Regions from separate parts of the Homo sapiens genome. Here region 2 is linked to region 1. The links are chromatin loops, found by intact Hi-C in ENCODE. Cell type or tissue: heart left ventricle. All regions are shown on one strand. Each heading gives the region's core, and the rest is flanking DNA. Links, peaks and the distances in the headings are about the cores only.

Evidence for each region. A loop is a pair of places that touch in the nucleus more often than their neighbours do. Peaks named below come from ENCODE experiments on the same cell type or tissue, not always from the same donor. Only the 100,000 strongest peaks of a DNase experiment are listed, where the experiment ranks them.
Region 2: it touches region 1 in a loop (2.9-fold over the local background); 7 of 110 quality-filtered maps call a loop at or near these places.

What each region holds. Positions count from the first base shown.
Region 1 is chr1:27,975,075-27,983,404 of GRCh38, forward strand. EYA3 (EYA transcriptional coactivator and phosphatase 3) reads right to left here. Exons shown (of 18, transcript NM_001990.4): 17 at 3,300-3,400. Among named protein-coding and RNA genes, the nearest start is that of XKR8, 19 kb to the left of the region's middle. RefSeq lists a silencer at 7,970-8,170. In heart left ventricle, for the core only: a CTCF peak has its summit at 4,749 (motif pointing left); no DNase peak of the experiment used is centred there.
Region 2 is chr1:27,664,784-27,673,113 of GRCh38, forward strand. It overlaps IFI6 (interferon alpha inducible protein 6), which reads right to left and starts at 7,409. Exons shown (of 5, transcript NM_002038.4): 1 at 7,340-7,409; 2 at 4,462-4,563; 3 at 3,675-3,752; 4 at 3,443-3,592; 5 at 1,281-1,692. The coding sequence starts at 4,531. The coding sequence ends at 1,598. RefSeq lists enhancers at 4,603-4,662, 7,441-7,780. In heart left ventricle, for the core only: CTCF peaks have their summits at 4,527 (motif pointing right), 4,731 and 7,618; DNase peaks (open chromatin) are centred at 3,508, 4,538 and 7,588; H3K4me3 peaks cover 3,599 bases; H3K27ac peaks cover 1,216 bases.

The DNA.
Region 1 (8,330 bases), core at 115-8,114:
CTATGTCCAAGATGGAGAATGTACAGATCTGGGAAATAATAATCCCATTATATTATGTAGTCAAAATCATGTCCAGAAAACTGTGTGCTGTTCTGGAGGCCATATTTTACTTTTTATTTTATTTTGAGACAGGCTCTCATTCTGTCACCCAGGCTGGAGTGTAGTGGTATGAACATGGCTCACTGCAGCCTTGACCTCCTGAGCTCAAGTGATCCTCCCACCTCAGCCTCCCAAGTAGCTGGGACTAAAGGCATGTGACACTATGCCTGGCTAATTCTTTATTTTTTGTAGAGATGAAGCCTCACTATATTGTCCAGGTTGGTCTTGAACTCCTGGGCTCAAGCAATCCTCCCACCTTGGCCTCCCAAAGTGCTAGGGATTACAGGCATGAGCCACTGTGCCTGGAGGCCATATTTTTTTTTTTTTTTTGAGACAGAGTCTCACTCTGTCGCCCAGGCTGGAGTGCAGTGGCACGATCTCAGCTCACTGCAAGCTCCGCCTCCCGGGTTCACGCCATTCTCCTGCCTCAGCCTCCCGAGTAGCTGGGACTACAGGTGCCTGCCATCACACCCGGCTAATTTTTTACATTTTTAGTAGAGATGGGGTTTCACCGTGTTAGCCAGGATGGTCTTGATCTCCTGACCTCATGATCGCCCGTCTTGGCCTCCCAAAGTGTTGGGATTACAGGCGTGAGCCACCGTGCCCGGCCGATATTTTTAAATTAAATTAAATTAATTTTTTATATTTTTTGAGACAGAGTCTCACTCTTTTGCCCAGGCTGGGGTGCAGTGGTGCTATCTCAGCTCACTGCAACCTCCACTCCCAGGTTTAGGTGATTCTCATGTGGAGGCCATATTTTAAAGGAGGGCTTTGATAAATCCAAGTATTGGAAACCATGTTCTATGAAGCTGAGGAGATTAACTTTCCTATCATCTAGTTGAAACTGGTTCCAAGTTACTCAGAATATTGAGGTCCTAGAACACAGTTATTTTGGCATATACCCTAGTTGTTTTTCAAGACAGCTGCTCACACATAATATTTAAAAGGCTATTAACATACAGAAGAGGAAACCGACTTGTTATGTTCAAGAATGCCAGACTAGAGGCCAGGTGCAGTGGCTCATGCCTGCAATCCCAGCACTTTGGGAGTCTGAGGTGGGTGGATCACCTGAAGTCAGGAGTTTGAGACCAGCCTGGCCAAAATGGCAAAACCCTGTCTCTACTAAAAGTACAAAAATTAGCTGGGAGTGGTGGTGTGCACCTGTAGTCCCAGCTACTTGGGAGGCTGAGGTACGAGAATCGCTTGAACCCAGGAGGCGGAGGCTGCAGTGAGCCAAGATCATGCCACTGCACTCCAGCCTGGGCGATGGAGTGAGACTCCATCTCAAAAACAAAACAAAACAAAAAAAAGAATGCCAGACTAGTATGTGAAGGTAGAGAAATTTTTGCTCAGTGGAAGGGGGAACACCCTAACAGCTTGGTTGATCCCACGGTGGAATAGGCTACTGGGAACCAGTGTCCTCATCCTTGGGCATATTCAAGCAAGGACTAGAGAGACTTCTGTCAGAAAGGCTGCAGAAAATATCCTTCACAGAGTATAGGTTGAACTGGATAAAGTGCTAAGGCATTTTCCAATTGGTATATACTTTGTTTGTTTTTTTTGAGACAGGGTCTTGTTCTGTTGCCCAGGCTGGAGTGCAGTGGCACGATCTCGGCTCACTGCAACCTCCGCCTTCAGGGTTCAAGCAATTCTTGTGCCTCAGCCTCCCGAGTAGCTGGGATTACAGGAGTGCACCACCATGCCCGGCTAATTTTTATATTTTTAGTAGAGACGGGATTTCACCATGTTGGCCAGGCTAGTCTCGAACTCCTGACCTCAGGTGATTTGCCTGCCTCAGCCTCCCCAAGTGCTAGGATTATAGGCATGAGCCACCGTGCCCAGCCTCAATGGATGTATTCTGTTGTAGATGATTAAAGACATTAGCTCAGAGTTACCAACTCTGCTGATGAGTTGTTCTCTCCCCCATACCCTTCTTCAGACCAGGAAACATTGATGCCTACACCCACTAGTGTCTTTCCCAAAGAGGGCAACAAGAAGCACTTTAGAATCAAAGCTTCATAACATATGTGAAAAAATAAGGATCCCTGAATTGCTACATAAAGTGACAAATGAAAACATGAGATAATAATGCCAACTGATTACCAATCTCATAGTTTATTATAGTTGCTAAGGTTTCCACTTAACTGGATGAAGAGTATCAGGGCAGTTGGTTCTAGCTGGCAACCCAATGCCTCCATGTCTAAGAAATAGAGTTGCTGGAAGAAAATAAATTGGGATAGGGAGGGAAAGAACTTCTACAGATCCATTTAGCAGATGAGGATACTCAAAGAGGATAATTGTTCAAATTCACATAGCTGAGACACAGATGGGATTTTAAGTTCTATAGCCAAGACTCTTTCATCTATTGTTTCCTATATTAAGAAGGGGTGACCTGGGCCAGGCGTGGTGGCTCAAACCTGTAATCCCAGCACTTTGGGAGGCCGAGGCAGGCGGATCACAAGGTCAGGAGTTCGAGACCAGCCTGGCCAATACGGGAAACCCCGTCTCTACTAAAAATACAAAAATTAGTTGGGCATGGTGGCGGGTGCCTGTAGTCCCAGCCACTTGGGAGGCTGAGGAAGGAAAATTGCTTGAACCCAGGAGGCGGAGGTTGCAGTGAGCCAAGACTGTGCCACTGCATTCCAGCCTGGGAGATAGAGTGAGACTCTATCTCAAAAACAGAAAAAAAAAGAAAAAAGAAAAAAAGAAGGGGTGACCTGAAGTTGGGACCTGTATAGTGGTGGGGTTAACATCAGAACAATCTTTCCAGGGCTCAAAGGCAGGAAAGACTTTCTCTACAGAAACAGCTATTGGTTGTACTGTCTGAGAACTTGAAGCATGGAAAAGAAAGAATGATTAGCCTTTTTGCAGTCAAGTCTGATGCTTGAGAAGGCACTGTCTTTGAAGATGGAAGATGGGGCACATCTCAGGTTTAATGATGGGATCCCTGTAGAAGGGCTTAAAGATTTTAAGATTCTTGAGTGACAGGGAGGAAGAGGAAGGGATGGATCTAAAAACTTAAGAGGAAAAACTCCATCTGGAGAAAAAAAAGACCCTCTTTTTCTTTAAAGAAAAATGGGAGAGGAAGAAAGAGAAAATATTATAAATGCATAATAGATTGCTAAGATTTTGTAGTTTTTCCCATTTTTCTCATTACTCGATGTACAACCACATAGACTATTTTTCTTTACCATGGTTACCTGTTTGGCTGCAATTTCTTCATCTCGTCCATCTCCAATCACTACATATGTGACTTTCTTTCCAAACCTTGACACAATTCTCTCAAAGCAGCTCTCCTTACCTGATGAGAAAAAGAAATTTCCTGTTAGAATACTCTTCTCTTCTTTTCAAAACCAAAGAAGAGGGCTGCTGCTAGGTTCACCTGCCTGTGCTTAGGTGGACTAAGTGACAGCCCATGTAGTTTGCTTGCTGGGGAGTAGGGATGGGAGCTAGAGATCCAGTAGACCCTCTGCCCAAAGAATGTGAAGTTGTGCCATTAAAATAACTTGGCCGGGCATGGTGGCTCAAGCCTGTAATCCCAGCACTTTGGGAGACCGAGGCGGGCGAATCACCTGAGGTCGGGAATTTGAGACCAGCCTGACCAACATGGAGAAACCCCGTCTCTACTAAAAAACAAAATTAGCTGGGCATGGCGGCGCGTGCCTGTAATCCCAGCTACTGGGGAGGCTGAGGCAGGAGAATCGCTTGAACCCGGGAGGCGGAGGTTGCAGTGAGCCGAGATCATGCCATCGCACTCCAGCCTGGGCAACAAGAGCGAACTCTGTCTCAAAACAAACAAACAAACAACCCAAAAACTTATTTTAACCTTCACGTTGAGGGTGAAGTCCCTAAGATCTTAGTGTGAGGGAATTTCTATAAATGGGAAAGATTAATAGGTTTAGTGACTTGCCCCTAGATCACAAACAAGCAAGTAGCTAGAACTTGGGGCCCCTGACTCCAAATCTAGGCTCTGGTCATTGTGTCATAATGAATGAATGATTTTTGGGGTGAAATGTTTTAGGGTAGAAAAGAGAAGTGAAAACACAAGGCCCTGATTTCTTGTTAGAAACAATAACAAACAAAAAGCCATTTCCCTCCAATTCTTCATTTCCCAGAAACAGTCCTGGGTATAGGCCTTACGTCTTTCAGTGAGAGAACAGCCCCAGAATAGAACTGAGAACAGTGACCAATAAATATGGCATCAACATTTGTCATATCTGGAACCTCCTTACTTACTATACCTTGTAGTTGTAACCAAGATACTGCATCACTGAAATTGACCTTGGGAAATGGGTGATTTAAATCCATTTCTCAGAACTGCAGACAGTTTTGAGAAACATGGCAGTGTATCAAAACTCAAATCCCATCTGCAACCAACACCTAAAACATACACAGATCATACTGCTGTGGGAAAGATACTTTATTTGTATAAATAAAAAGAAGTTATATCCCTTGCTCTTTTTATCTCCCTGCTTCTGCCACCTTCTTCAGTTAAACAAGGTCCTAACTTTGGCTTTCTTCTTCATCCTGCTCTATTAACCTTCTTGTTCTTTCCCCTTGCCCAACAGAGTGACTTAGCACCAGGGTTCCTGTGTAAATAAGATAAAGCTGCCTCTTCCTCAAGACATTTGACTGCCATCTGCTGGAAAATCACTGTAATATATAAATATACAAATCTAAGATAACTGTAACATAATTGGCCAGAACTTATACTTCCATACGCAGAAGTCCTACTTGGCACAGAAGTTGTGCAGATATGTAACTGCAAATCTTTGACATCCTTAACCCAGTGGCACTTCAAAACAGACGGACTAGTCAACTGGACCAGACACTAGATCACTCTGGGCTCAGCTGGCCACTTACAATACAAGGCTTGGCTTAGGTGCACTTGGGTCTCTTTTAGTGCTAATATTTTACAATAGAATTGTCATGCCTTACATTCATATGAGGGATTCAATCAATGTTTGCTGAGTAAATTCATATTAATCTCACAAATGATTCAGTGGAGGACTGTAGTCCAGGTCTTATGCCTCAATTCAGTTCAAACATTAAACCATTCAACTAATAATAAATTCTTATTATGTTCATGGTGTTGAAGAGTTCTTTAATTCCATTTCACCCATTACAGCTTTACAAACTAAGCCAACCTCCACCAGATGCACAGTCTACTATGATCTGTCTGTAGCAAAAAACTTTTTTAAGTGAGTCAGTTTGACTTTCTTGTAAGACTCAACAAAGGCAGTAACTCATATTTTGAGGATAAGAACACAGACATTTTCACTGTCCTGGCATGCAATGATCAAGGATGAAATATACTCTGTAATGTCTCCTTTAAAAGGATTAAGAGGCCAAGAGAGTTATTAACAGCTCAAAGTAAAGAAGCAGCTCCATGAAAACAGGACTCACTCCAATACAGTTGGTAAAATACTTCCATTTCTGGATATGAGCTTTCCTGTTCAGGAGGATGAGGCCAATGATTAATCAGTTTACCATATGTCAAGCAATTGAAGCTGGTGAACTGTAAGATCAGCCAAATCTTTGGAGAATATTAGTCCCTGGGTTTTCTCTATTAAAATATTTCTAGCCAGGAGCGGTGGCTCAAGTCTGCAATCCCAGCACTTTGGGAGGCCTAAGGCAGGAGGATTACTTGAGCACAAGAGTTTGAGATTAGCTTGGGCAACACAGTGGGACCTTTTCCCTACAAAAAATTAAAAAATTAGCTGGGTATGGTGGTGGAACACGCCTGAAGTCCTGGCTACTCAGGAGGCTGATGTGGGTGGATCGCTTGAGCGTGGGAAGGTTAAGGTTGCAATGGGCTATAATCGTGCCACTGCACTCCAGCCTAGGTACCAGAGTGAGACCCTGTCTCAAGAAAACCCCCCAAAACAAAAAAAACTTCTGACATTTTCAGAAATTATTTTGAGAATTCTCTTTAATGTCCCCAAATCACAGAATGGCCATTAAGAGAACCATATTTTGCTATCATTTCAGAGGAAGTGAAAAAGTATTTCTTCTCCTTGCTCCCATTTCACAGTTCTGTGAAGAAAAGCCTCAAGCCTCCTACTGTGGTTACCATAGCACCAGATCCCACTGCAGCTTTGCAAATTAGCTCTGGATGAACTGAGACTGAGGAAAAATACCAAATAAGCACACTTACTGACAGAGGGAATGAGATCATTTCCATTAGCCTGATGAGCCTGCGGGTGCCAGGTCTCAGTATAATAAGCACTACAGAAAATCTGTCTTTCAGATGTGGGAGGCTCAGTGAGTGCTCTGGGTTCCTATGATATACATAAAGCAACCGGCAGCAGGAACAATATCTGAAGGGAGCGCTTTCATATATGTTCCCTTCCACCCAATCCCTTGTAAATGAAATAATTCAACCATACAAAAAAGCATGGAGAATTACCAGCCTTGACAACAAAGTGAGACCCCATTTCTACAAAAAATAGGAAAAGTTAGGCATGGCGGTGTGCATCTATAATCCCAAGCTACTCGAAAAGCTGAGGTGGGAGGGTTGCTTGAGCCAGGGAGGTCGAGGCTGTAGTGAGTCGTGATCACTGAACTCTAGCCTGGTGAGACCCTGTCTCAAAAAAAAAAAAAAAAGAAAAAAATGCCTACCACCAACGAAGCTTTGTAAAATCTTAACACTTCACAGTTGCTGTATTTATTTACTTATTTATGAGACAAAGTCTTGCTATGCCATCCAGGCTGAAGTACAGTGGCACAATCATAGCTCACTGCAGCCTCAAACTTGTGGGCTGAAGTGCTCCTCCCACCTTAGCCTCCAGAGTACCTAGGATTGTAGGTACAAGCCATCACACCTGGCTAATTTTTTTTTTTTTTTTTTTGAGACAGAGTCTTTCTCTGTTGCCCAGACTGGAGTGCAGTGGCGTGATCTTGGCTCACTGCAACCTCCGCCTCCCAGGCGCAAGCAATTCTCGTGCCTCAGCCTCCTAAGTAGCCAGGACTACAGGTGCCCGCCACCATGCCCAGCTAATTTTAGTAGAGACTGGGTTTCACCGTGATGCCCAGGGTGGTCTTGAACTCCTGAGCTCAGGCAATCCACCTGCCTCGGCCTCCCAAAGTGCTAGGATTACAGGCATGAGCCACGGCTCCTGGCCACACCTGGCTAATTAAAAAAATTTTTTTTGTAGAGATGGGGTCTGACTATGTTGTCCAGGCTGATCTCAAACTCCTGGTCTCAAGTGATTCTCCCACCTCAGCCACCCAAAGCCCTGGGATGACAGGCGTGAGCCACTCCACCTGACCCTTATAGTTGCTCTAGATTAAAAAAAAAAAAAAATCAAGACATTACAGAACAAAACTTTTCAAGTACTCCTAAAATGTAAATATTTTAAATCTTTATATAGATATTACATACTGTACATTTATCTGTCTGCAATGTTTTTTGTTCATCAGTTTTTCTTTTTTTTTGAGACAGAGTCTTGCTCTGTTGTCCAGGCTGGAGTGCAGTGGTGCAATCTTGGCTCACTATAATCTCCGCCTCCTGGGTTCAAGCTATTCTCAGGCCCCCGAGGAGCTGGGATTACAGGCGCACACCACCATGCCCAGCTAATTTTTGTATTTTTTGCAGAGATGGGGTTTCACCATGTTGGCCAGGCAGGTGATCCACCCACCCTGGCCTCCCAAAGTGCTGGGATTACAGGCGTGAGCCACCGCGCTTGGCCTATTGTTTTTAATATTAATCCTTATGAGTATATGTAATTTTACTTAATCCACTTTTAACTGCAATATAGCATTCTGTTGTTTGAATATATCTATCAATTTTCTGTTCATGGACAGGTTTACAGACCAATTATTTTCTATGATAAGCAAGTGTGCATCAAAAAAATCCTTGTACATGTCTCCTTGTACATGTAAGAATTACTCAAAGGTAGAGGTTAGCAAACTTTTTCTGTAAAGAGTCAGAGAGTATATAGTATATATTTTAGGCTTTGCAGGCCCTATGGTCCCTGTTGCAACTATTCAGCTCTGCTACTGTAGTGTGAAAGCAGCTATATAAATAAGTGGGCACGGTTTCAATAAAAACTTACACAAACAGCCAGAGGGTAGGATTTAGCCCATGGACTGTAATTTGCAGACCCCTGCTCTAAAGTATATATATATCTTAAAAGTGGAATTGCATGATCATAGGGTTATGTACACCTCAAACTTCATTAGACATTAACGTTCTCCAAAGCAGGTTATATCCATTTTCAATCCCACTT
Region 2 (8,330 bases), core at 116-8,115, 310 kb before region 1:
GAGTGAGACTCTGTCTCAAGAAAAATAATTAATTAAAAGTGTGTTGAGCATCTCTCGACTCGCGATGGTGAATTCTGGTGTGTGTTCACCCTTCTGCCACAGGCTTTGCAGATAGGATGATTGTGGTCCCTGGCAAGGATTGTGGTCCCTGGCAAGGGTGAGGGTGGGTGAAAGGAGATGGGGGCGGGGAGGTGGTGACAGGGAAGGAAAAGGTGGGGTCCTCATTTGTGCATCGTGAGCCTCAAGTAGGTAGGAACTGGGTCCCATCCGCTGTGGTGTCCTTTGCCCCTGCCATCACTTACAGAATGAAGGCAAGGAGTTATCCTGCGCAGGCCGGTCCCAAGGGATCCTGGGGAAGGTGGAGTCTCCCATAAAGAACTGGTCATTTCCAGTGTCATTCAGCCTGAGGACTGCTGAGGCCTCAGATCTAAAATCCTGGGGCAGGGCTGCCCATCTCTCTGGCCTTGATGTTGTCCAAGGGAATAAGTGGAGGGGGCTTCTTCTAAGGGCAGAGACCCTAGTTTGGTGCCAACTTTGGAAGAAAGGAAGAATATGGTCTGTGAGCCCCAGAGAGTAAACCCTGACTCCAAAGTCAGATGAGCTAATTCCTGGTTGTCACTTGGCTGTTCCCTCTTTGTTTTATGCAAGTCCTTCATCAATCATAACTGACATTTACGGAATGCTTCCTATGTGCTTGGGTTGTCTTCTCCTTCCTATTCAGAAGGGCTGTGAATTCCATATGCAAACTGTTCTCCCTATCCCCAGAGTCCTATGAGGAAAGGGGGACCTTGCCGAGCCCTCGAAAAGCTGCTGTTACGCCCTTTCCCCAGAGCGAAGGGCTGGCCTTTATTCTCCATCTGAGGGTGATCACTAGCGCTTCTTGAGAGAACGGAGACCTGGCTTCTCCATCTCTGCCTAATCAGAGAAGTACCTGGAAGCTTCTCTCAGTGAGAACAAACTGAGTTCTGCCTCCCCAAGCACCCTGTGGAATCAAGCCTGTCCATTTATACAGGAGGACCTGCTAGGCAGGAGTCCAGAGGAGGGGATGTCTGAACTGAGTCTGGAAGGATGGAAGGGAGTTTTTCAGGCAGATGAGCTTCTGAAGGCATCCAGGTAGAGACCAACATGTGCTAAGGCCCAGAAACAAAATCAACTGGTTGTGTTCCAGGAGCTGTGGTTGACTCGAGGGGAAAATGGGAATGGGGGTGTGTGGATGGTGCAGGCCAGAGCCAGATTGTTTTGGGCTTCTCACTGCAAACATGATTGACAGCAGGACAAAGTGTTTTCTGGGTGAAGTTTATTCTGTTTTCACATCTAGGTTGTTGGGGAGAGTGATAGACAAAGTTCTGGATTCTGGGCATCGTCGGCGCATGCTTGTAATCCTACTTGGGAGGTTGAGACAGGAGGATCACTTGAGGCTAGGAGTTGGAGGCTGCAGTGTACTATGTTCGCATCTGTGAATAGCCACTGCACTCTAGCCTGGACAATATAGTGAGAACCCATCTCAAAAAAAAAAAAAAAAAAAAAAAGGCAAAGTTCTAGATCCTAACTGGAAGAGTTAGGCCAAGAAGGAAGAAGAGGTTCTGGGAGCTGCTGGCTACTCCTCATCCTCCTCACTATCGAGATACTTGTGGGTGGCGTAGCCCATCAGGGCACCAATATTACCTATGACGACGCTGCTGCCACCAGCCCCTGTAAAGCAAACACAGATGAGTCACTGGGGCCCAAGTGCCAGGCCTGGGAATCCAAATGTCTGGAAACCATTGGTTGAGTCCAACCCCTTATGTCTAGATGGAGAAACAGAGGCCCTGAGAGGGGATGGCACTACTACAAAGTGAGTCCCATTGCCTTGACATCCCAAATCAGAGATGTGTTTCAGTGATGAAAAAGGCAAAAATAATGGCTCCTTCACCTGATGTCTGCCATGGAAACGCCATGTTATTAATCATGCTAACAGCCACCTTCGTGGAGCCCTGTGTGGGTGTGGGGGGTTCACAAGCCAGGGATCATTTCATCTTGTCACAGCTATGTGCCATGTGAGAGGACAACTAGCTGATAGCCCAGAGGTGTCCCTGGGCTCGCCCACACTCTTCCCCTCCCATTGCAGGGGTGTGGCCCCGTCTGAGCAGGGCTCTCTTCTTTTGGGCTGGTTCTTTGGGCTTTTGCCATTCAGAATTGAGAGAAGAGAAGATGCGAGGTTCAGAAAGGCAGAGAGGGAAGTTTGTCAGGGGCAGGTTTTCTCCAGGATTTTGGAGGCCTCAGAGCGCGAGAGAGAGGTGGGGGTGGGTGGGGAGAGAGGAGAGAGAGGGAAGTAAGGCCATTTTTTATGAGTCACTCTGGGCCAGCACAGTGGCTCATGCTTGCAGTCTCAACACTTTGGGAGGCCAAAGTGGGAGGATTGCTTGAGCCCAGGAATTCAAGACCATCCTGGGCAACACAATGAGACCCCGTCTCTACAAAAAAAAAAAAAAAAAAAAAAAAAAAAGCCAGTGTGTGGCGGTATGCGCCTATAGTCCCAGCTACTTGGGAATCTGAGGTAGGAAGATAGCTTAAACCTGGGAGTTCGAGGCTGCTGTGAGCTGTGATCATGCACTGCATTCCAACCTGGCAGTGTGAGACCTTGTTTTGACCTTTATCTATAATAAATAGATCAATAGATTGATCAATCGATAGAAGAGTCACTGTGAGCTCTGTTATCTGTTCCCTCCATGGTGTTCAAAAAGTGCAAGTCAAGACCAGTTTGGTGTGAGATTGATTTGAGTTACTCTACTATGTTTCTTTGCTACTGTGGTCTCTGAGATTGAGCAGATTCAAAAAATGTTAAACTGAGGATGATCATCCCCACGCACCGCTGAGGGAACTGAGGCTTGTGATTTGGCCAAAGCATCAGTGAGGCACCCAGCCTTTGAGGCTGAGAATGGGGCTTCTCGCATTGTACTGACTGGGTCAGAATCTAGGCTCTGGTCTAAACTAGCAGGGAGACTTGAGTAAGTTACTTAATTTCTGGCCGGACGCGGTGACTCACGCCTGTAATCCTAGCACTATGGGACGCCGAGGCGGGCGGATCAGCTGAGGTCAGGAGTTTGAGGCCAGCCTGGCCAACATGGTGAAACCCCATCTCTACTAAAAATACAAAAATTAGCCGGGCGTGGTGGCGTGTGCCTGTAATCCCAGCTACTTGGGAGGCTGTGGCAGGAAAATCGCTTGAGCCAGGGAGGCAGAGGTTGCAGTGAGCCAAGATCACACCACTGCACTTCAGCCTGCCTGGGTGACACAGCCAGACTCTGTCTCAAAATAAATAAATAAAGAATCACTTAATTCCTGGTAAACTACTTAATTACTTGAGTAAATTACTTAATTCCTGAGTGCCTCAGTTTCCCCAGATGTATGATGAAAATAATAGTAAAGAACGTCCCACCAGGGGCCCAGGCCCCGCACTCACCGAGGCTCTGCAGCGTGGCCACTAGCCCCCCGGCGGGCACGCCGCCCCCATTCAGGATCGCAGACCAGCTCATCAGCGAGGCAGCCACCGAGTTGGCCGCGATGCCGGCGCCGGTGAAGCCCAGCGCGGGCAGCCCGGCGACTGCGAGTCCTGGAGGAACAGGAGCAGGTGAGGGAGCGTCCGCGGCAGAGGCCCGCCCCGCCTGCCCGAGATCCTCGCCCTCCAGACCCACCTCCTCCGACGGCCATGAAGGTCAGGGCCTTCCAGAACCCGGAGCCGCTGTCCGAGCTCTCCGAGCACTTTTTCTTACCTGCAGGAGAGCAGACAAAGCGTAGTGGGGGTGTTGGGGTGGGACACAGGGGTCCCCTACTCTGTGTCTGATGCTCAGGACCACTCCTGGAGGCGGGGGCCACCACTCTCCTACTCAGAGAGCCTCACAGAGGGGAAGGGACTTTCCCCTAGGCGCCGAGCCTGGCACAGAACTAGCATCGAGTAAATTTCGGTAGGATGGAGGAATGAACAGAGTAGTGGGATTTGAATCTGGGACTCTGGCGACACCAACCCTGCGCTGTCCATTGGAATGGACGCCAGGGTCTCTACAGAAGCACGCCAGACCCTCTACACCCCGGACCCTGAAACTCTCTCCTTTATCCCACACTCCTCCCATCCCCCAGCACCCTTATATGCCTCCTTACTTGTCCCCTTACCTGCACCCTTATCTGTTCCCTTACCTGCACCCTTACCTGCATCCTTACCCACATCCTTACCTGCATCCTTACCCGCATCCTTACCCGCACCCTTACCTGCATCCTTACCTGCATCCTTACCCGCATCCTTACCTGCATCCTTACCCGCATCCTTACCTGCACCCTTACCTGCATCCTTACCCGCATCCTTACCTGCATCCTTACCCGCATCTTTACCTGCATCCTTACCCGCATCCTTACCTGCACCCTTACTTGCATCCTTACCTGCACCCTTACCTGTCCCCTTACCTGCATCCTTACCCGCATTCTCACCTGCCTCCACCCCACTGCAAGTGAAGAGCAGCAGGTAGCACAAGAAAAGCGATACCGCCTTCTGCCGCATGGTGGCGCCGCGCGCGGGCTCCGTCACTAGACCTGCGAACGGGCGAGAGGGAGATGGTCCCCGGAGCATTTTTGGAGCTCATCAGCTCCGTTGTTTTCCCTTCCAGTTCCAACTGAATCAGTAAAAAGCAGCGAGGTGTGGTGAATGGAACCCAGGATCCCTCTCAGGAGCCTCGGGAATCCGTTTCCTCTCCGCATCAGTGGCAGAGATGTCCCTGCCCCAACCGGTGGGTGTGCGGATTCTGTGCGGATTCGCACGGTGTTTGGCACGTGGTAAGCTCCGCAGATGTCAATATCATGACTGTGGTTGTTCCTGGCCTTGTACCCAAGTGACCTTGGGCAGGATACTAGGGTACTTTGCTTCTCTGGGCTTCAGTTTGTTTATTTCTAAAATTGGGGTATTAATAGAGTCTATTTCAGAGGGTACTTGTTAATTTAATAACTGTTCCACGCTGTATCCCCGGCACTTTGAACAGTGCCTGACGCATAGAATTTGCTTTAAAAAAATTTTTAAGACAAACTCATTCTTACAATGCATTGAATATCTACTGGCACCAAACGTTGGCCTCACATCAACTTAATTTTTTTTTCAGAAAGAAAGCACAGAAGGGTGTGTGGAAAAAGAAACTCAGTTTCCCTCACCGTACGAGAGGCTTCTGACAGCAGAAGTGTGGGGGTTTCTCCCCACCAGCAAGCAAACAATCAGTCCTCTGGTGAACACCAGCTGAGGGTCCCCAAATTCAATTCTGACACCACTATGGGTAGATAGTGGCCGATCCCACATGTTGAGGGTTCAGTCCCCCAGACTGCCAATCGAAAGCCCTAGGTTGTTTTACCTGTGTTTCTGACTGACTATAAACTGGGGTTCCCACAATTCCCTCCTGCAGTTTTACTAATTTGCTAGAGCAGCTCACAGAACTCAGGGAAACACTTTACTTACATATACTGGTTTCTTTCTTTAAAAAAAAAAAATTGATCTTGTTGTTGTTTTGAGACAGGGTCTCACTCTATTGCTCAGGCTGGAGTGCAGTGGCCCCATCTCAGCTCACTGAGACCTTCGCCTCCCAGGCTCAAGTGATCCTCCCACCTCAGCCTCCAGCATAGCTGGGACTACAGGTATGCACCACCACGCCCAACTAATTTTTTTTTTTTTTTTTGAGATGGGGTTTCACCATGTTGCCCAGGCTGATCTTGAACTCCTGAACTCACGCAATCTGCCTGCCTCAGCCTCCCAAAGTGCTGAGATTACAGGCATCAGCCACCATACCCAGCTACATTTACTGGTTCCTTATGGATATTACAAATGCTCCGGATGAAGAGATGCATAGGGCAAGGTATGGGAGAAAGGGCATGGAGTTTCCATTCCTCTCCAGAAGCACCACCCACTGGAGACCTCCTTGTATTCGGCTATCTGGAAGCTTGTCAAACCCTGTCCTTTTGTGTTTTTATGGAGGCTTCATTACATAGGCATGACTGATTAAATCACTGCCCATTGGTAATCAGCTTAACCTTCAGCCCCTCTCCCCTCCCCAGAGGAAATGCCAGCCATCAGTCAACTTATTAGACAGTTATCACTCAAAAGATATTTATCACTTTGAAGATTCCAAGGATTTTAGGAGTTGTATGCCAGGAACTGGGGGATGAAAAAATATATTTTACAATATCACAAGGGATAAAGGTCACACAGCAAATTGTGCAACATGGGTACACATTCAAGACAGTCAGAATTCATGAACCTATGCTCTTTCCTTTATACCACAAAACTGGAAAATGCATATGCCCTCAGACTCACCTCTAATATGATCTTTGTCAGATCAATGCTATTTTCTTAAGTTAAAAAGAAAAACAAGAAACTCCTCTCATGTATTGAGTACTTAGCACTTTATGGCACGCAGTCCACTTGTACCTATAACAACACCACGAAGTAGGTACCATTGTTATCAACCACATGTTATAGATAAGGAAACTGAAGCTCAGAGAGGTTAAGTAATATTCCCAAGGCTGCCTAGCCAGGTCATGGCAAAGTCAGGGTTTAAACCCACAATTGGCTAATACCCAAGCCCACATTTTTTTTTTTTTTTTTTTGAGATGGAGTCTTTCTCTGTCGCCCAGGCTGGAGTGCAGTGGCGCAATCTCATCTCACTGCAAGCTCCACCTCCCAGGTTCATGCCATTCTCCTGCCTGCCTCAGCCTCCCGAGTAGCTGAGACTACAGGCGCCCACCACCAAGCCCGGCTAATTTTTTTTGTATTTTTAGTAGAGACAGGGTTTCACTGTGTTAGCCAGGATGGTCTCGATCTCCTGACCTCGTGATCCGTGGGTCTCGGCCTCCCAAAGTGCTGGGATTACAGGCGTGAACCACCACGCCCGGCCACCAAGCCCACATTTTTAACAACCACTCCAGATGGCTTCATCTATCCTTAAAGATGAACTCACTGTCACATTGGATCCTATAATAAAGGGGATTCTAAAATCATCCAGTCCTTTGAGCAGCAAAGGCAACTTAACTTTCCTTTTACAGAGGAAGTAATTAAGGCTCCAAGAGGTGACAGTGTTAAGGCCACAGATCGCTGATATTGCACCTGTAAGCTGGGTCTCATGCCACTTGGGGTTTTGCATCCCATCTCCCTAAAAATCTCCAACCCATCCTCTTAGACAAGTCCCAGCCCAGAGCACTAAAAGGGACCCAGGAGTGCTGCCTCCCAGGAGAAGGGGCCTCCTGGCTCTCAGAACATGAGATTTACAGGCAGACAGGCAGCCTGGCAGAGGGTGGCAGCTTGATGCCCACACTTCATAGCTCCTGAGTTTACCTTGGAGGAGAGAAGAGAAGCAATCTTCAGCCCGGAGCCTGCTGATAGATGGGCACAGCAGCGAGTAAACGGTTCTCCGGCTGAAGGCTGGCTTTTTATCATCACTTGTGGATCCTCCCACGTCTCACCCTAGGCAGCCAATCCCTGTCGGAGTTTCTATTTCTGCACTCTGCAGTTTCATTTTCCCCTCTCTCCCAGCTCCTGCACTCTGCAGAGTTTCATTTTCCCCTCTCTCCCAGCTCCGCCCAGCGGGAACATTTGTGTGCTGCCTGCTGGCAGAAAAATGCACTTCAAGCTGAGGACTTTTGGAGCCGCTAAGGGTATTCAAAGCATGTCACACTATGATGAGAGCCACGGCCATACTGGGCTTAGTGAAGCCTGATCACCAGCTCCCCCTGGGGCACACAGGCCTTTCACCATTCAGTCCAATTAGTAAACAACACCTATCATTTATTGAGCACTTGCTGCATGCCAGGGTCTGTGCAAAGTGCTCTATTTACATGATCTTTTTCCAATCCCACAGTAGTCATGTGACATACCATATGCTGTTTATAAACCCCCAGAACTTTGGAAATTAAGTCACTTTGTTCCATTGTTCTCTCAGGCTGGCTGCTTCTGGGTCATGGGCATATGGTAAGACCAGTGAAGCCTGTGTTCATGTGGCCATCATGATAGATCTTGAGTTTCAAGATGGGTCCCCTGGCCCTAGGTAATGAACTGAGCATTCTTTAAAGCCTTTGGATGGTGATGCTTGAAGTGCTATGGGTCAGAAATGCAACCTCTATTTGGAGAACATAGAAATTCCAGTAAGGATGAATCATTGCCTTCTCCCAAGTGGAAGGGGTCTGAAATAATTGACCTGCCACCAGATGGCTGGCTATTCTCATTGAGAAATTTTGCCATATTGCTACCTGCTGCTGGCAGATTGGCTATATTTTGGCAATTGCCAGATCAGTTTTGGTGAGAGGGAGCCCAAGTTGTTGGACTCATT